2 separate regions of the Homo sapiens genome follow, and region 1 is linked to region 2. A link is an interaction called in ENCODE POLR2A ChIA-PET data of the cell type or tissue named here. Cell type or tissue: HepG2. All regions are shown on one strand. Links, peaks and the distances in the headings refer to the core of each region. The heading gives the core; the rest is flanking DNA.

Region 1 (10,297 bases), core at 2,896-7,895, 140 kb after region 2:
GGGGCCTGGCCAGTGCATCCACCTGGTTTAGTTGGGAAGGGGTGATTGGGTAGGGCCCAGGATCACCATGGGATCCAGGCTGTGTGCTCACTCCCCTGAGCTCTCCTTCCTCATCCCCCTGTCATAAGGCATAAAGCACAAGGGCCCCTGGAAAGAAGTGGTGGGAGGCAGGAGGAAGAGGGGGGCTCTTACTTGTCTGTGGTGCGACAACTCTCTCATGTTCCCAGTGTTCTTTCCCAAGCCTGCAAAATACCACCGTCCACTCTCTCCTGGCTCTGTAATTTTCCAGCTGACCTGAAATTTCCCCTGACTCCTGACCTCTTTCCTGGAGGAGAGGGGACACCAGCTCAGAGACCCTGGACTCCACCCTAGTCTCTCTGCTTGCCACGAGAGGGTATGCCAAAGACTTTGGAAAGCCATCTCCAGGAGGGTCCCCAGGTAGAGGTGTGTCTGCTCCAGGGAGGCAACGCTGAGACAGTTTTCAAGTTAAACTTGTTTAGTGACTCAGAAGGTAGATTCTTGATTTTTCTCTTCTCAACTCTCTCTGGCACCTGCTCTCTGTTCCCCACTACCACCAGGGCGCCACTATTTCCTCTCCCTTCTCTATCTCCCTTTCTTCTCTGCCTCCTTCTACCTCTCAGCTGGAAGGTGCCCTTAGAAATCATTTGGCTCACCCCCTCTTACAGAGGCCCAGAACATGGAAGGGACTTGGCCCACGTTATACGGCTGTTGACACAGGGCCAGCATTGGAACCCAGTGCCCCAGTGCCTGGTTGGCTAAGGCCAACCAGGTCTTCCCCTTCGAAGGCATCTTCCTGGGACTTTGTAGTATTCAAGTCAACAATCCAACTAAATTGGATTTCTCTCCACCCAATAAAACTCCATGGAGGAAAAAAAGACAAAACTGCCCCCCAACCCCCAACCCCAGGGCCAGCCTGGGACTCCATCAAAGACATTCTGGAACAGGTATCTGTTCGGACCTTGCTCAACAGCTGACAAAGAGAACATTTCATTGGCAATTTATCATCCATTCTTCCCCGTACACACTCTTAAGAAGAAAAAAAATTGGAATTTGGTTTTCAGCGCAGAAAGAGGGATTGAGTTAGCTCTGTCTGCGTCGGAGAATAGCAAAGAGCAGAAGGGTAATTCGGAGAGAATGTGACATCTCCTTTGAAGGGATGGTCCTGGACAGGTAGGGAGCAGCTCTGCCTGGAGATCGGGTGGCCAGAATGGCACGCCTGGGTAATGGTCGCAGCAGACTGGCTCCGAGTAGGGGAGGGGAGGTGCCCCGCGAAGCCGGGTAGCTTTCACCTAAATGTTTGGTGGCGAGCGACAGAGGGGGCGGTGCCCTGCCCTAGGTAATGATAGGGCAGTCTGGGAGCCACGCGGGGGCTGCCCGTCGCGGCGCGGCTACAAAGCCAGCTTCGAGACCTCCCGCTTTCTTCCCCTGGGTACCAGCCCCACCCCTCTATCCCCCCTCGCAGCACCCCCCACCTCCGTCCCGCCTCGCCCCGCCCCCCTCCTGGCAGTCCCAGCGCGCATGCTCTCTCCCCCCGCGGAGTAACCTGGAGATTTAAAAGCCGCCGGCTGGCGCGCGTGGGGGGCAAGGAAGGGGGGGCGGAACCAGCCTGCACGCGCTGGCTCCGGGTGACAGCCGCGCGCCTCGGCCAGGTAGGAGCGCGCCCCCTCCTCTCCCAGGGGTGAGGGTCCCGGCGCGGGAAAGGGAGCAGCAGTGCACGGCCGAGCTCCGCGCTGTCGCGTGTTTTGCGCCCCGCGGGATGGGGCTGCGCCGTGGCCGTCCGGGGCGCTGCGCGCCGAGCCCCGCGCGAATCCCAGAGGAGGGCGCGTCCCACACGCTCTGCCGGGGCGGGTGCCGAGTGCCCGGCGCCTGCACGGGTCCCCGCTGAGCTGTGCTTTCTTCCGCGGAGGGCGGGCAGGCAGGAGGTGCCCGCGCTGTCCCAGGCGGGGCGGCGGTGTGGGCGGGGAGCGGCCCCTCCCCGGAGCCCCGGGCCGGGCCGGACCGGGCCGGGCCGACGGCTGGCGGACCGGCCGCTGGCTCCTGTTGCAGCCTCCCGTGTCAGACTTTTCTTTGGAAAGTTGCGTTTATTTTCTTCTCTTGTCTGGGCTTCACCGGAAAGGGGCAGGATGAGTCACTGCGGCGCGCACAGTCCGGGACTTGGGGGAGCCGGGACGGGAGCCGACGGCCGCGGCGCCGCGGGGTGCTCAGGCCCAGGCCGGCTTTCTTGAGGAAGAGTGAGTTATTAAGACAGGGAAAGGGGACTGAGCCCTCTTGGACTTAGAACTGGGGCGAGCTCTGGGTACAGAGTTGGGACTGGACCGTGTGTGTGTGTGTGTGTGTGTGTGTGTGTGTGTGTGTGTTACTGTGTCCCCTTTTCAGCCTCAGTTTCCCCCTCTGTGGGGAGAGAAAGGCCGCTGTTTTCTCCTCGCCTCCCAGGTCTCAGGTGGGGAAGGACAGAGTTCTGCAAACGGCAAACAGGTGTGATGTGGTGGTACCTAGGCATCCCGTGCAGCTTCTCAGAGCTCTGGGCCTAGGCAGGCTTGCTAGAAAAGCCCCAGGGACCTGCATGCTTTCTCCCTAGTGCGGGTCAGGCCTTCCTGTAGTCTTCCGCTCCCCCCAGGCACTGCAGTCCTGTGAGTTGCTCTTGCCCTTGACCTCTGAATCAGCCTCCATCTTCCTGACAGACACTCTTGACCTGCTCAGCTTTTCCCCACTCCAGGGCGTGTTCCCTATGCTTCCTCTTTTTCCAAGGGGCCAGAGTTGGGGGTAGGGAGGGGTTTGGCATGGTGGGTACCTGGTGAGGACTCGCCCTTCAGCTGTTACACAGACCCGGTCCCGGTGGAGCAGGGACTAAGAATAGCCCAGCTGCTGTCTTGCTGCCCTGGAGTCTGCAGCCGGGCATTGCCAGTTGACCAGGGCCCGCAGTGACCCTTGCTGGGGTCCTGGAACCTTTGCTCAGGGGTGGGGTTGAGGTCCTAGGGGCTTCGGACTACCTTTCCTGAGGCACTTAGCAGATCTCCTTTCAGAGCAGAGACCGCCTTGGTGTAGACTCACCTGCCCGAGGCCTGGGAAACAGGCTGGCCTATTGGGGTGGGAGTGGGAGGGCCCAGGAGGCCCAGGCTAGACGGGAAGCCTGAGGAAACCCATAGAGCAGCATATTGTAGGGGATAAGTGGGACGCAATTTGAGGTCGCAGGCCATTCTGTTGGATCAGTCCCATTCCCTCATTCCTCCCTTATCTCCTCCCACCAGGCCTGTCGTGGAGCCAGGACTCTGTTGTTCTGAAAGTGCTCAGAAAATGCAGCTTGAGTCAGCAGAATGAGTTTGAAGATAAAAATACAGCTGTGGATGAATGTACAGCTGTGGACAGACAGGCCCCAATTTAGTGGGTGTGTGTTAGGGGGAGTTTTCCTATGTATTCATGGAGTGTGTGGTGAACTTCCCCATCCCTCCTGGCTCCCTGAATAACGTTGAAGGAGGAGGAGGAGTAGACAGTGATCCCTGGTGGTCTCCTGAGCCCATTCCAGGCCACTGGGTGGTGGAGGGATAGTGGAGGCCTCTCTCCAGCTCTCCCCTTACCCAGACTGGAGCTCTCAGCCTGGGCAGGGCTGGTCTGAAGATTCAAAGTAAAGTTAACTTGAAGACTTTAAGTACTATCATCTGGACGTCACAGCCTGATAAGTCAACATGGATAAAAACCCAGACTGTCAGAAAGATAGTTTCTTTTTTTAGACGAAGTTTCACTCTTGTTGCCCAGGCTGGAGTGCAATGTCACGATCTCAGCTCACTGCAGCCTCCGCCTCCTGGGTTCAAGTGATTCTCCTCCCTCAGCCTCCCAAGTAGCTGGGATTACAGGCACCCACCACCATGCCTGGCTAATTTTTGTATTTTTAGTAGATACAGGGTTTTACCATGTTGGCCAGGCTTGTCTTGAACTCCTGACCTCAGGTGATCCACCCGCCTCAGCCTCCCAAAGTGCTGGGATTACAGGTGTGAGCCACCGCACCCGGCCAGAAAGAAAGTTTCTATATTGGCTGCTTCACTAGGTGAGCTCCACCAGCTTGGCAAGTTACATAACCTCGTCCAAGCCTCAGTATCCCTGGCTGCAAAATGGGAATGATAATACTTACTGTATAGCTTTGTTAAGTAGATTATAACAGACATAAAATTTATAAACATATAATTACGTTATATATAGTCTAAAAATTATAGCTTTATTAAATATTGTATATAGAATACTAAACTGTGTGTCTGACACATAAGTGCTCAATAAATGTTAGTACCAACTATATATTGTATCGATCATTTGGGACTGAATGGACAGCAGTGCCTAGCCTGGGACTCTCCTCTTGGGCCTTGCTCTTAAAAAACAGAAAACAAAAATCTGCTCTAGACCTTATTTCTTTGGTAGCAAGGTCTCCTGGACTTTGGGGAGTCCGTTGAGAGATTGAGCTTTGGCAAAATGATTTTAATCTGATTTCCTCTTGCACAAGTTATTTAAACTGTTTCAACTTCCTCCTCTGTAAAATGAGGATAATAGTACCTACCTCACAGTATTTCCAGGATTAAATAAGCTGATGTAGGTAAAGCTCTGAGCACAGCAGCTGCTTGTAAAAAGAGCTTGATAAATGTCAGCTGCTGTTATTTGGTGACAATGGAGCCAATCATTGTGGTTTACACTTAGAAACCAGAGTTTCTTAGCAAGGGAATCGGCCCGTAGATAACTATATGTAAGCTACGAAGGACGCATCTGCAGTTGAACTTGTGGTCCTGTGCAAAGATCACAGCAGGACTGGATGTCCGTGTCTCTCCTCTACTACTCTGCTACTGTGTGACTTCTATTTAATTAGTGCAGAAACCCCTGCCCAGCCTACCTTCCCAGAGTGTACCCCTCAGGCTGGAAAAGGGTACCATGAACATGAATGTATATCCTGAGAAGTTAAGAGCCTTCTATGCAAACAGTTATTTGTTGTTATTTTTAGGAAAACTGTATAGGGAGGGTGCCCTGAAGTTGGGATTCTGCTCTGTCCTCCCTCCCCAACCCTTAGGATCTTTTGCACTGTTCTTTGGTGTCCAGAAAAAAACCCAGCCTAGCTTTCTTTGAACAGTTAGTGGCCCTGTTTGCTGGGCAGCAGGGGTGGAGACTGGACCAGCTGGTACCAGGCCCAGTGTCTTGAACACTGATGCCACTCGACTCCCAGCAATAGAGCTGGAGTGTTGAGCTTTGTCCAGTGTATTAAGTGTCCCTGCTTGGGCTGGGGAGGGGGGCAGCTGGTGACAGAGCCATCACGGGATGCTCCTGATCCCTGGCCAGAACTTCCTGTTGAATCCTGTTTTCTACTACATGGTCTGTGTTTTCCCCTCCACGGGAAGAAGTCCACAGTTTTGCCACCAGCCCTGACTGACTTGTGGAATCTCTTGCTTCTGATGTTGGACATGGGCCTGCTTCCCCTGTTGGCCTTGACTTCATTGCCTGTAAAATGGAGATGAGATTCACCTTGCATGGTTATGGTGAGGATTAAGCGTGATGTGCATATTCAGCCAAGCACCTGCACACGCCAGGTGTTCCATAGATGTTTGTTCCTTTCCCCTTCTTTGTTACTTCTGGAGATCACTTTCTGGGGAGTGGGGACCAGCCAGCAAGAAGGGGTTTGGAGGCCACTTCCTGGCGCTGTAGTCCACAGTCCCCCAGTCACCATATCCAGGATAGCAGGATGCCCAGCCAGAGGGGATACCCTCAGGAGCAGCCAGCCCACAACAGCAGTTCTTGTCTTTCCCCTGTGGTCGCTGTGTGCCCCCCTGCCCCCGGCCTCGCTAATCTCAAGTGTACTTTGAGTTGGCAAATAGTGTTCAAGCTAGGAGTGCCTGGCCCATCCCTAGGGATGTGGCAATTTAGATTCCCACTCCTGGCTCCTGTCCTTAGTGAGCGGAGCACCCAGCTAGCTTGAATGTGGCCCTGCCTGGATCCCAGGCACACTGGTAAAGTCACATCCAATGGGAATCCTGATTCAGCCTTACCCATAGGCTTTCTCTTGGGTACCTACTCTTCTCAGGGCCTGTGCTTCCTGCTTTCCAGGAGCTGAAGCACTAGTGGGGAGGATGGCAGTGGGGGAAGGACTGCAAATCCAAGACCCTGAGGACCGTGGGCAGCGTCCAACCCTGGGGGCTGCCTGGTTAGAGCAGTTGAGATTTAGCAGGGAGAGGGGATACTTGACGGCTTGGTTTCCAGGGGGCTGTGGAGGAGGTGTGAGATTGGAGCTGGGCAGGGCTCAGGTGGAGGGGACAGGCAGTCCAGGAAGGGGAAGTAACTGGAGCACGGTGACCACCTTGGAAGCAAAAACAAGCCTAGTGCTGATGAATTCCCTTATTTGGGTGCCCATGGAGGTATGCTGAATAATCTAGGGACACGCAGATAGCCAGCCCAGATCTGAGATCAAAACCCAGTCTCATGATTTTCAGTCCGGTATTGTTTCCAGCACACCTCACTGGGGAGAGACCAAAAGGAGGGGTGGGAGTGATTAGAAGTCCCAGGCTCCAAGGGCCTTGTTTTACAGACATACACCCTTTTCTGCTGTTGGGGCTCAGAAAACAATACCCCAAAGTGAAGGCCTCAGAGGCAAAGTTTCTGTCTGATCTCCTGTCTCTTACCCCTTATTCTCTTCCGAGGCAGGCCAAAGCGAATCCCTCTTTTCCAGGGCAGGTCATAGAAACTAGAAGCCTTCTCCCCAAAGCCAGCCATACAGCCTAAAAATATTACTCTTTCTCCTGGCTTTCTAGGTAAGAACTGGTGATCAAGAAATGATCTGACCTGCCTTGTTTGATAGTAGGTCATAAGGCCCTCATTGCAGAGGGGTCCTACCCCATTCCTGGGAGGAAGAAATCTGGCAACGGAGAGGCCAAGAAGAATCTGGACAGGCCTTGCTGGGCTTCACCACTCAGTCTATTAGCATTAGCTCATACCATTTTTGTCTGGTCACATTTCTGCATCCTGTGTGTGCTTCCTCAAACCTAAGCATAAAAATGGATACTTAGGCTGGGCGCGGTGGCTCACGCCTGTAATCCCAGCACTTTGGGAGGCCGAGTTGGGTGGATCAGCTGAGGTCAGGTGTTCGAGACCAGCCTGGCCAACACAGTGAAACCCCACCTCTACTAAAAATACAAAAATTAGCCTGGCGTGGTGACACACGCCTGTAGTCCCAGCTACTTGGGAGGTGGAGGCAGGACAATTGCTTGAATCCGGGAGGCAGAGGTTGCAGTGAGCTGAGATCGTGCACTGCACACCAGCCTGGGCAACAGAATGAGAGCTAGTCTCAAAAAGAAAAAAGAAAAGATACTTCACCCTGGGTCTTTGGGTTTTCATTTCTAAGGGCTCTTGTGTCATACAAAACTATGATCAAATAAATTTGTATGCTTTTCTCTTTTTTTTTTTTTTTTTTTTTTTTTTGAAACAGCATCAATTTTGGATGGCATCTCGCTCTGTTGCCCAGGCTGGAGTGCAGTCACGCAATCTCAGCTCACTGCAACCTCTGCCTCCCAGGTTCAAGCGATTCACCTGCCTCAACCTCCTGAGTAGCTGGGATTACAGGCACGTGCCACCACACCCAGCTAATTTTTGTATTTTTAGTAGAGATGAGGTTTTACCATGTTGCCCAGGCTGGTCTCAAACTCCTGACCTCAAGTCATACGCCTCCCTCAGCCTCCCAAAGTGCTGGGATTACAGGCGTGAGCCACTGTGCCCAGCCTGTTGTGCTTTTCTCTTGTTACCATATCTTTCGTTATAGAAGTGTCAGTTCTGACCTTTATGATAGGGAGGAAAAAGGGATCTCCCCCACCCCCACCCCTATATTGCGTGGTACCTACCTGCTTATCCTTCAAGGCTAAGCAACATGGCCATTCCCTCTAGGAAGCCCTGGAAGAACTGCATGTGCCCCCCACATTGGGTCCCACCCCCTCACGTGGATTTGTATCTTCACACTTGTGCCACTGTGCCATCTCATTGCACACCGATTGCATTTTATCCCTTTTGCCAAAGGGAGCTGCGATCAGTTGTTTTCTGTGTCCCCAGCATCTTCACAGCAGGCTTATACACAATTGAGGCTCTGTGGTGTTGGGTGTGGGTAGGTGGGTTTCAGTGCTGTCTGACATTCCCTTAGGGGAGGTTAGGTTGCATGCACTGAGGTATACTTCCAAGGGTCAGCAAGCTTGGGATCTTTAAATCAGAAAATGAGTTTCTTTGAGAGCCTACCCTTTCCTTGCTCACCACTGAGAGTGACTGTTTTTGAGAACACACTTGCAGAGTACTGAGTCTGACTTGGAGCCCTCTCTTTATAAATGGGACTGATCACAGACTCTAGGACTCAGATCTAATAAAGCCTTACAGGCCAATGAGTTTGAAACCCTAGAGGTGTGGGACATGGCAGAGTTGGAACCAGCACCATGGTCTGACTCTTGGTGCAGGGCACTGCCCATCTGTAGGTTTGCATAGATCTTTAGTCTCCTGGCCTCTTTCCTGTATACCTCACCTCCTAAGGGAGGCCAGGCTAAAGGGAAGACTAGGATTGGCTGTACATGGACAGGGAGAGCTGTCTAGCCTGGCTGACTGGCAGAGTTCAAGTTCAGTAGGAGGAAAGCCATTTAGGCTTCTCTTTTCAGTGGCTGTACGAAAAGGCAGGATGGGGGGAAGGAATTTCCGAGTGGCCTGGACACTGTGCCAAGCTCCCTCTTCCCCCTCCATGTTCATATTCCCCTACCTTGGGCCAAGGAATTTCTTGGTACTGCTGCCCCACCTTGTAGGGAAGCATTTATTGTGGCCCAAGAAGAGAATTCAGTTACTAATTTCTGCCAGGAACAGAGTCCAACTCTGGGAAGGACTAGGGAAGAGGGCAGTTCTACCCCCAGATGTCCTGGTTATTCGGCTTAGTTTCAGGTGACCGCTGACCCTTGGCACTGTGTTGGTACCTGAGAGTGTGTGGGCAGGTGAAGGATGGGGTAAGTGCGGCTGGGGTGTCCTTCTCCACCTCATTCCCCTTGACTCATTGGTAGGAGGCCATGAAAGTCCAAATACAAAGTAGGGATTTTATATTCCTATTTCACAAGGGTGAACATGAATCCCTTCCTGAATGTCATGTAGCCTCATCAGTGAGCCCTTAGGGGGTACCTGCCCGTGAAGAAGCAACTGCCGGGGGTAGGGGGTGCATGTGAGATCACCTGGTTGCACAGATGTAAAGAACCTTCGGCATTATCCAGATTAGCTCTCATTTTACAGGTGTAGAAACTGAGTCCCAGAGAGGTGAGATGGCCTGTCTAGGCTACACAGCTCTTAAAAAAAGTGGCTGAAACAGGACTGCCCTCTCCTGGCTCCCAGTTCAGAGCACCTTCCAGCATTTTCAAATGGTTCGAATTTTCTGCTCAACCACTGTTTATTTGTGCAACCTTGGGCATGTTACGTTCTGAGACTGAGCTGTTCATCTCGAATATGAATATTAAACACCTACCTTGGATTTGGAGCGTATGAATTGTATGAGTTATTAGAGAGAAGGTACAATATATCAAGTACCTGGCACACGCTAGACGCCTCTGAGGCAGTTAGTAGGGGTCGGCCACTGTGTTCATTTTCCCTGTGGATGGAAATCGTGCTGTCTCATAACTATGGGATCTTTGTCCCACCTTCTACCTCCCTTCTCAGCCTTCCTCCAGCAGGCAGGTCTGCTGCAGTGACCTCTCCTCACCTGTTGGGGCCAGCACCTGGGGAGGCAGTTGCATTCTTGGCATTCCTCTTGCTGCTAGGGGCTGAAAGAGGCGCTGGTGTGGTGGGGGAGGCACGTGGGTGAGGGGGGGGAATGGAAACCGAGAAGAAAGTGTACTTGGTCTCCCCTAACCACAGCCGCTCCTGTTTGGGAATGAGAAAGCCCTTCCTCCACTGAGGAGGCGACCAAAGAAGTGGCCGCCAGGAACTTTCATATCCTGTATCTCAAACACACTCCACATCTATGAAGTTGGTGGTATTAATCTAAGTTTCTGTGCCTGTAAAATGGGTATACTAATTGTACCCACCTCATCGGATGGTTGGAAGATCAAGACGCACGGCAGAGTGCCTAGTATGTATTATAACCTCAATGTTGGCTGCTATTGTGCGTTTTCTTTTCTGTTTTGTGTGCGTGTTTGTGGTTTTTTGTTTGTTTGAGACAGAGTCACCCTGTTGCCCAGGGTGGAGTGCAGTGTGGCATGATCTCGGTTCACTGCAACCTTGACCTCCCGGTTTCAAGCAATTCTCATGCCTC
Region 2 (9,780 bases), core at 2,391-7,390:
AATCGCACAAGGATAACACAAAAATATGTGAAGCACTCCATATTTTTAATGTATACATATTTCAAAACATCATGTACACAATAAATGCATACAGTGTTTATCTATCAACTTAAATAAATGAGACAGAACAAGATATATAAAGAAGTGACCTCCGGAGCCTGAACTGTATTAGACTCAGTAATGTGTGTTCAGTGTTACTGGTTGTTCTGTGCCAGTGCTGAGCACAGAATCCCAAGGGACAGAAGCATCTCTGTGTTTTTAATGGATTTATTTCCTTTGTGGTTATATTATATGATGCCTTCTAAAGCATTAAGTTCGAGGCAGGGGGCTTTCTTGCCTGGGTCTGAGAGATAAGGTGTTATTTTATATACCACATGGTGCCTGGTCTGGAAAATCAGGAAAGCCTCTGGTGAGGAAGTCATGACTGAAGCTGAGACTTCAAAGTTGAGTAAGAGTTAGCTAGGCAAAGCACAGAATGGGAAAAAATATTTGCAAACTTTGCATCCAACAAAGGTCTAATATTCAGAATCTATAAGGAACTGAAACAATTGAAAAAGCAAAAAACAAATAACCCGATTAAAAAATGTGCAAAAGACATAAACAGACACTCTCCAAAAGAAGACATACAAGCAGCCAACAAACTTATGAAAAAAATGCTCCACATCACTAATCATCAGAGAAATGCAAATCAAAACCACAGTGTGATACCATCACACACCAACCAGAATGGCAGTTATTAAAAAGTCAAAAAACAACAGATGTTGACGAGGCTACAGAGAAGGGAAGACTTACACATTCTTTGTGGGAATGTAAATTAGTTCAGCCACTGTGGAAAGCAGTTTGGAGATTTCTCAAAGAACTTAAAACAGAACTACCATTTGACCCAGCAATCCCACTACTGGATATGCATCCAAAAGAAAACAAATCATTCTGCCAAAAAGACGCGTGCACTCACATGTTCATCACACCACTATTCACAATAGCAAAGACATGGAATCAACCTAGGTGCCCATCAGTGGTGGTTTGGATAAAGAAAATGTACATATACACCATGTAATATTATGCAGCCATAAAAAAAAAAAACAAAATCGTGTCCTTTGTAGCAACATGGATGCAGCCAGAGGCCATTGTCCTAAGCAAGTTAACACAGGAACAGAAAACCAAATAGCACATGTGCTCACTTACAAGTTTGGGTAGTCATGGACATAAAGATGGCAACAATAGACACTGGGGACTGTTGGAGGGGAGCAAGGAAAGGGGAACAAGGTCGAAAAACTAACTGTTGAGTACTATGCTCAGTACCTGGGTAACAAGATCATTCATACCTCAAACGTCAGCATCACACAGTATACCCAGTTAACAAACCTGCACAGGTACCCCTGAGTCTAAAACAAAACTTGAAAAACAAAAACAAATGAAAATATATACCCCTAAAAAGGCTTGCACACATTGCATATAGCAGCCTTATTTGTAATAGCCCCAAACTGGAAACAACTGAAATGTCCATCAACAGGTGAATGAATAAACAAACAGGTGCATCCATATGATGGAACACTACTCAACAGCAGAAAGGAACAACCTGTTGATACACATAACATGGATAAATCTCAGAATAAGTATGCTGAATGAGAGAAATCAGACAAAAAAGATATATACTACATGATTCCATTCATATGAAATTCTAGAAATGAAAAACATCTGTAGTGACAGACGGCAGGTGGCCCAACGCATGGGTTGAGAGAGAAAGATTAAAAGAAGCAGGAAGAAACACAGGGGTCATGGATATACTCTTTATCTTGATTGTAGTGATGTTTTACTGATGTATACACATGTCAAAACATCAAATTGTACACCTTAAATCTGTGCTGTTTATTGCATATTATACCTCAAAAAAACTCTTAAATTTAAAAACAAAACAAACAAACAAAAAAACAGTGAGTTAGCTAGGCAAAGAGTTGGGGGACAAGGGAGAGAATTGTGCCAGACAGGGAATACAGTAGACAAAGACTATAAGGCAAATGAGAGCCTGAAACCTTCATGAAATGAAAGGAGTTGGCCAGGCACAGTGGCTCATGCCTGTAATCCTGGCACTTTGGGAGGCCAAGGCAGAGGATCACCTGAGGTCGGGAGCTGAAGACCAGCCTGACCAACATGGAAAAACCCCATCTCTACTAAACATACAAAATTAGCCAGGCGTGGTGGCGAATGCCTGTAATCCCAGCTACTCAGGAGGCTGAGGCAGGAGAATCGCTTTTACCCGGGAGGCGGAGGTTGCGATGGGCCGAGATTGCGCCATTGCACTCCAGCCTGGGCAACAAGAGTGAAACTCTGGCTAAAGAAAAGAAAAGAAAAGAAAAGAAGTCCAGTTGGGGCCTTGTAAATTAGGAGTGGAATTGTGGGCTTTGACTTAGGACAGTAAGAAAGAAAGTATAGCTAAGAGGTCCTTCTTTCCTTCTGTTCTTTTGTTCCTTTTTCTACTTTCTTTTTAATACTTATACATTATTTATTATATGCCAGGCACTGTTCTAAGTCACATGTGTGTGTGTATGCATGTGTATATATATATATAATCATTTAATCCTAATAATTACCCTATGAAGTAGGCAAATTAGAAGGTTACTTAGGTTAGTCATTTGGGAAATGCAAATCAAAATCACAGTGGGATACCACTTCACATCCACTAGGTTGGCCATAATCCAAAATGTAAAATAATAAATGTTGGTGAGGATGTGGAGAAACTGGAACCCTTGTACCTTGCTGGCGGGAATGTAAAATGGTGCAGCAGCTATCGAAAGCAGTTTAGTGTTTCTTCAAAAAGTTAAACATAGGCTGGGCATGGTGGTGTGTACCTGTCATCCTGGCTACTTGAGAGGCTGAGGCAGGAGGATGGCTTGAGCTCAAGAGTTCAAGTTCAACCTAGGTTAAAAAAAAAAAAAAAAAAGGCCAGGCACAGTGGCTCACACCTGTAATCCCAGCACTTTGGGAGGCCAAGGCGGGCAGATCACCTGAGGTCAGGAGTTGGAGGCCAGCCTTGCTAACATGGTGAAACCCTGTCTCTACTAAAAATACAAAAAATTAGCCAGGCATGGTGGTGCATGCCTGTAATCCCAGCTACTCCCAGGAGGCTGAGGCAGGAGAATTACCTGAACCCAGGAGGCAGAGGTTGCAGTGAGCCAAGATCATACCATTGCACCCCAGCTTGGGCAACAAGAGTGAAACTCCATCTCAAAAAAAAAAAAAAGTAAACAGAATTGCCATATCACCCAACAATGGTATATGGTCAAAAGAAATTAAACAAAAGATATTCAAATGAAGCTTATATATGAATGTTCACAGAGGACTATTCACAATCAAAAAAGGTGAAAACAACCCAAATGTCCATCCATGGATGAATGGATAAACAAAATGTGTTGTATCCATACAATGGGATATTATTTATCCATAAAAAGGAATGAAGTATTGATCTATGCTACGATGTGGTTGAACCTTGAAAACATCTGGATAGAAGAATATTTAAGGGCAAAAAATAAAACAACAACAACAAAATTAAGTTAAGTAAAAAAACCCATTCGCAGAAAGTTACATATTGCATGGTTCCATGTATATGACATATCCAAAATAGGGAAATCTATAGAGACAAAAACTGACTAGTGGTTGACTAAGCAGGGAGAGGAGGGGAGGGAAGGGGAGAGTGGGTACTGACTGCTAATGGATACAGGATTTCTTTTTGGGGTGATGAAAATGTCTTAAAACTAGACAGAGTGATGGTTGTTCAACACTATCAATATAATAAACACCAATGAATAGTACATTTTAAAATGGTTAAATTCATGTTATGTGAATTTTACCTCAAAAAATAAATAAATCCAAAAAAAAAGTTATTTAGGAGGTAGAGTCGATGGATGGCAAATGGTGATTGATGGGTGGTGGGCGAGGAGGCGGGGAAGTAGAGGAAGGAGTCAAGAATGACTCCCAGATGGCTGACAAACAAATGGGCGAGGGAATCCTCTTTTCTGGGATGGAGAAGACAGAATAAGAAATAGACATCTGGGAGAGAACTAGCGCATTTTGGATATCACAAGTTGGAAGTGCTGAGACATCCAAGTTCAGAGCTCAGAAGAGAAGTCTAAGACAAAGATATTTGGGCATCATGAACAGAGCATCATAAATGGACACTATGCAAGTGAATGAGACTCCATATGTAACGGTCTGACAGAGAAAGAAGGCCCAGATGTGTAAATTACAAGGTGTCAGCAAACATCACAGAAATTTTAAAATATAAGGTATTTCAAAATTAATATAAATTTTAAAATATAAAGTCTCTGTGTTCAAGGACTTTGTGATCAAGCATAAAACAATACGTTCATGTCAAAGAAGCCTTCAGCTCTGTAACATATCACCAAAGCCTACCATTTCATCTTTCATTTAACACGTCCCTACGTGCATCCAACCACATGTTGAAGAACCTGCTGTTCCTTGAAAATGCCAAATTCTCCCTTGCCTTCCTGCCATTTCACTCTGTTCTCTCTAACTGGAATAATTCTTTCCCATTTCCAATTCTTTTAGGCATATACTTAGGAATGAAATTGCTCAGTGATATGGTAATTCTGTGTTTAACCTTCTGAAGAAACATCAAACTGTTTCCTATAGCAGCTGCACCACATTATATTCTCACCAGCAAATGGACAAGGTTCCAATTTCTCCACACTCTCACCAACACTTGTCATTTTCTGTTATTTTCTCTCTTTTTTTTTTATGGCCAACCTACTGGATATGAAGTGGTATCCCATTGTGGTTTTGATTTGCAATTCTCTAACAACTAACCTAAATAACTTTTAAATCTATTTACCATTCTCCAACCCACTGACCTCATTTTCCACCTGATATATTGCAACAGCCTACCTCCTAGGGTAATTATTAGGATTAAATGAGTTTGCATATAAACCCACACAGTCAGATTCAATCAAAGCACCTCCATGTCTTTGAAGACTTCCTGAGCCTTGCCTTCCTGTGACAAAATATACCTTTGTCACAGTGTTTCCTCCTGTGACAAAGGTATATTTTTGTTAAAGCTCCCCAGGAGATTCTAATATGCAGCCAGGACTGAGAACCACCAGACTGGGGCAGTTTCCCAACCCAGTAGGATCATGGGAGTCACCTGGGGCACTTATTTAAAAGGGTAGGTTTCCTGGCCCAGCACCAGACGTTTGGAAACAGAATTTCCAGGAAAGAGGCCTGGAAATCTATATTTTAAAAGAAGTTCCCAACAGGTGATTCCTATGACCAGGCCAGTTTAGGAAACCCTGGTCTAGAGGATAATCCTAGAGCAGTAGGCAGTAAACACAGAGGGCAGTTTGAAACTAGGTAATCTGGTTTGCAAGATACAGTCTTTTTGCATCCTGGCTCTTGCAAGATAAAGTTTGCTCATCTTTGGCTTGTGACCCACTGTGGGGTTGCTGCCCCTATTAGCTCCTACCTGCATCTATGTAAGAGACTGTCCATCATTAACCCTTTCCAGGTAGGCATGCCCTCACACTCTGGGAAGTCTAAAATTTCACGTGAGGCCCAGAAAAAGCCTGAGCTGCCCGTTCCAAGTGCCTAATCCCTGTTTATTGGCTGTTTCTCTTTGGTGAGATCTTAACAGTCCTACTGCGTGCAGGGAATGTTCCAAATGCTATATTATCCTAATCCTCTCATCATCTGTGAAGGCTAATGCAACTCCATCTTGGATGCTAATCCACCATGTTGACTTCTGATTAACTCCAGTTCTGGAAATGCCTCTAAGATTTCTATTTTATCTACTATTCCTTGGTAAGACCATATACTTATCATAAATCCTGCTCTTAGGTTAAAACAACTGACCATAAATCCTGCCCTTAGGGAACTTCACATAGCATTCTCGCCTTTCCCTACAATTGTCCTACACATTCCTTCCCTGTAAGGTATAGGTATTCCTTCCTTATAAGGTATTCAAGCCCTGGTCTTACTGCTGTCCGGGATATAGACAGGGCTTCTGTTCGCAAGTCCCTATTAAATGCTTCTTTCAAGAAACCAGATTTGTCAGCCTCTTTGGCCTCTGAGCTTTCTCAGACTTTGGGGGTAGGTTTGCATAGAACTGCTCACCATGGAACATATATTGCAGAAAGGGAATTATGTCTCCATTTGATAGACATGGCCCAAGGTCATGTGCCTAATGAATTGCTGAGCCATTCATGGATTCAAATCCATGTGATTACAATGCTGTGGCATATTCCACTCTGCAGCACTGCCTCTCAAAGATTACTTTTCTATCCCCAGTTATAGTTCACCAGACCATTTTGTTTGCTGTCAAGGCTTCCCAGCTATACTCAGTAAATTCAGAGCTGCAGCTCCAAATACCTGGAACCATCCTGCCTAAGGGAATCCCAGGGTGGGTATCCAGGGGGCTTTGGGGAAAGGGAGCTCAGTTATAGAGAAGCAAAGGGAATGATGACAGTGCTGAGCACAGATGGCCACACTTCCCTATCCCACCCCCATCACTACATCCTCCTAAAACTGAATGAAGCCGGAAGGGGATGTCACCTCAGCTCTGGGCAGCAGGAAAGAAGTTGACCTCTGGGAGGGAGGGAGCAGCGGAGGGGTCACAGCAAGGGGAAAAATGGGAGGGGGCACCCTCCCCCACAGAACAAAAGATAGAAAAGTTTCCAGCCACGTCAGGCTAGTCTTACAACTAGCCATGCTGGTTAGGGGGTCCAGGATCTATGGGGCTCTGGAATTTTATGATGTCTCAAGATGAGTATTCAGGTAGTCTATGGAGAAGCCATTGGTAGACAGTACTTGGCCCAGAAGGAAGGCCATGGGGCTAAGAGAACCTCAGGATAGAGGCTAAATTAACCACATATTAGGACAAGTGCCAAGCAAGACTGAAGAATGCTGCCCCACAGAGGACCTTCCCACACAGGCTCCTCCACAGGCCCCTGCCTGTGGAGTGATCAACAATTCCTTTTGCCACAACACTCTTTCCCACCCCACACCCAACATATGCTCATATTCTAAATGAAAACACTGTGCTTGCTATACAAATGATGTTTCATGACAAGTCACCCAGCCTCTCTCCAACTAGATGGCGTCCCCAAGCTCAGTTTATATAAAAATTTGGGGTGCTACTACTAGCTTCTAGTTAAATGCCACATTATGTTCTGAAAGACATGAGGAGGGGATGCTGTGAGTTTGTTAGGGTGGTGCAAGGGGAAATTTCTGTCTCCCAGAGTAACAGGAATCAGTGAGACTCTTGACCAGAGCTGGTCAAGGATGCTGGAGAGAAACACAGCAAGAGAAAAACGCTGTAGAATGCAACAGGCCTATGAAAACAGTGCATGGAGAAGAGGCTGATTCGGTGGTCTTCCATATTCAGGATGGACATTACAGGCCATGAGGAAGTTAAAGCTGATTTTAAAAAAAGAGTTGCCCAATGCAGGTTAGGAATAAGACCCTCCAACCAAAGTTTCAGGGAACCTCCTTTGGAGAAAGAAATGTGTTTCTAGGTGTGGAAGAGCTCTCTTGGCTAACAAGCTCAAAGACTGGGCATGTCTTGAGGCAAGAGAGAGTCCACATGACCTTTGGAGGTTCTTGTCATACAAAGGTCCACAGTGATGCTCAGAGACCCTCACTATCTTTTTGATACCCCCAACTGCGTCTCTCCTTCTGAAGTATCTGGCTGGCCTGCTACTTGCTGGTAGTTCCTGTCTTTTCATCTGTGACCTCCGCTCCCTACATCTGTGCTCATCATTTCACAGACTGTAGCTATTTCTGCTCTTTCAGTAGAGAAGGGCCAGGATGTCTTCCTCTTCCTAAGGTCACAGCTGGCTAAGCCAGAGGAAATCTGCTTCCCCCAGGTCCTCTTGGTGTTTGACTCTAGGGATCAGCACAATACAGAGCAAAGTACCTACATCAGCTTTATCCACCTCATCCATCATTCATTCAACATATTTATTAAGTACCTACTATGTGCCAGGAGCTGGGTTTACACTAGTGATCAAAATAGATATAGAGATTATATTCTTGTTCCAGTGGCCCTGACACTTCAGAAGACACCAAAACCAAGGGCTTTTGTATTTATTTACTCATAGAAATATTTGCAATACCTATAACCAACAAAGGACTCGTATCTGATATTCATAAAGAACTCCTACAAAGTGGTAAGACAGGGCTGGGCTCAGTGGTTCACACCTATAATCCCAGCACTTTGGGAGGCCAAGGCGGGCGGATCACTTGAGGTCAGGAGTTAGAGACCAGCCTGGCCAACATGGTGAAACGCTGTCTCTATCAAAAATACAAAAATTAGCCTGTCATGGTGGCATGTGCCTGTAGTCCCAGCTACTCAGGAGACTGAGGCAGGAGAATCACTTGAACCCAAGAGGTTCCAGCCTAGGCAACAGAGCAAGATACCATCTCAAAAAAAAAAAAAAAAAGTAGTAAGACAGAAGGAATAGAATAATAGAAAATGGACATGATACTTGAACAGATATCCAAGGGTCAAATAAATGCATGGAAAGGTGGTCAACTTCATTGGTTATCAGGATAAAGCAAATTTAAACTACAATACCACTATACACCCACCAGAATGGCTAAATTTTTTAATTTTTCTAGATTGACAATATCAAGTGTTAATGAGAATATAGAGCAACTGGAACACTAAGACGCTGCTGGCAGGAGTGTAAATTAATATGAGCACTTTGAAAAATTGTTTAGTCGCATTTGCTAAAGCTAAAAATATGCATATCCTTTTATGACCCAGTAATTCTATTCCTAGGTATATATCTAGTATAAATATGAACGTAAGTGTACCAAAGGACATGAACAAAAACGTTATCGCAGCCTTATTCATAATAACCCCAAAGTAGGAACAACCAAAATGTCCGTCAACAGAATAACAGATAAATTGTGGTATATTTATTTAATGGCATACCGTACGGCAATGAAAACAAATAAGCTACTGCTACCACAATGTTTTGGATGAGTTTCATAAACATAGTATTGAGTGAGAGAAGCCAGACACAAAATAATACCTACTGAATGGTTCCATGTATATAAAGTTCAGAAGTAAGCAAAACTAACCTGTAGTGTTAGATAAACGTTACTTTTGAGAAGGAGTGTGGCATAGTCACCAGGAGCGGATAGAAGGAGGGTATCTGGGATGCCAATAATGATCTCGTTCTAGATCTGGATGGTGGTCATATGGGGGTGTTCACTGTGTCATCATTTGTTGACCTGTACACTTAGGTTTCGTGTTCCTTTCCTAAATGCCTGGTATATTTCAATTAAAAAAATACACACAGGAGAGGGGAACAGTTTTCGAGTAAGTAAAAACACGGAAGGTAGAAAGGAAATAGGAGAGAGATCAAGATTTTATACACAGGTAGCTGAGCTGTGGCCAGATTAAATGGGGTAGTGGAGGGGAGGGAACTGTTGAATAGAACAGGGCAGAAGTTGCCTCCAGCCCAACCAAAGTTCCTCCAGATACATCAGCCTTAATTCCCCACCCAACCCCACACCCCGTATTCACAAACCTCATCTTTCTGGACAAGTCCCAGCATTTCCTAGACTAGCAGCTACTTCTCCTGGCAGAAAAACCCAGTATTTGAGGCCAAAACTGGGGTCTGAGACACTGATATTTTGCTCTAGTAGGTCCTGTGAGTCTGCAGGCCCTTGATGCAAATGCTCCAGAGCTGATCTGGAATCATCCTGGGGGTACTGGTTTGGGGTGGGTGAGGGGAACAGGGTTTGGTATGTGTATTTGTC

What was found. Peaks named below come from ENCODE experiments on the same cell type or tissue, not always from the same donor. Only the 100,000 strongest peaks of a DNase experiment are listed, where the experiment ranks them.
Region 1: POLR2A ChIA-PET joins it to region 2 with 8 read pairs; 3 of 35 experiments call an interaction of 5 or more read pairs at or near these places.

What each region holds. Positions count from the first base shown.
Region 1 is chr1:205,671,767-205,682,063 of GRCh38, reverse strand. SLC45A3 (solute carrier family 45 member 3) reads left to right here and starts at 1,555. Exons shown (of 5, transcript NM_033102.3): 1 at 1,555-1,670. It overlaps LOC105371701 (a long non-coding RNA gene), which reads right to left and starts at 1,694. Exons shown (of 4, transcript XR_007066825.1): 1 at 1,565-1,694. RefSeq lists a silencer at 1,791-2,010, a cis regulatory region at 3,684 and enhancers at 3,600-3,769, 5,675-6,175, 6,176-6,676. In HepG2, for the core only: no CTCF peak of the experiment used is centred there; DNase peaks (open chromatin) are centred at 4,783 and 5,853; H3K4me3 peaks cover 1,229 bases.
Region 2 is chr1:205,814,371-205,824,150 of GRCh38, reverse strand. No RefSeq gene overlaps it. Among named protein-coding and RNA genes, the nearest start is that of SLC41A1, 6.1 kb to the right of the region's middle. In HepG2, for the core only: no CTCF peak of the experiment used is centred there; no DNase peak of the experiment used is centred there.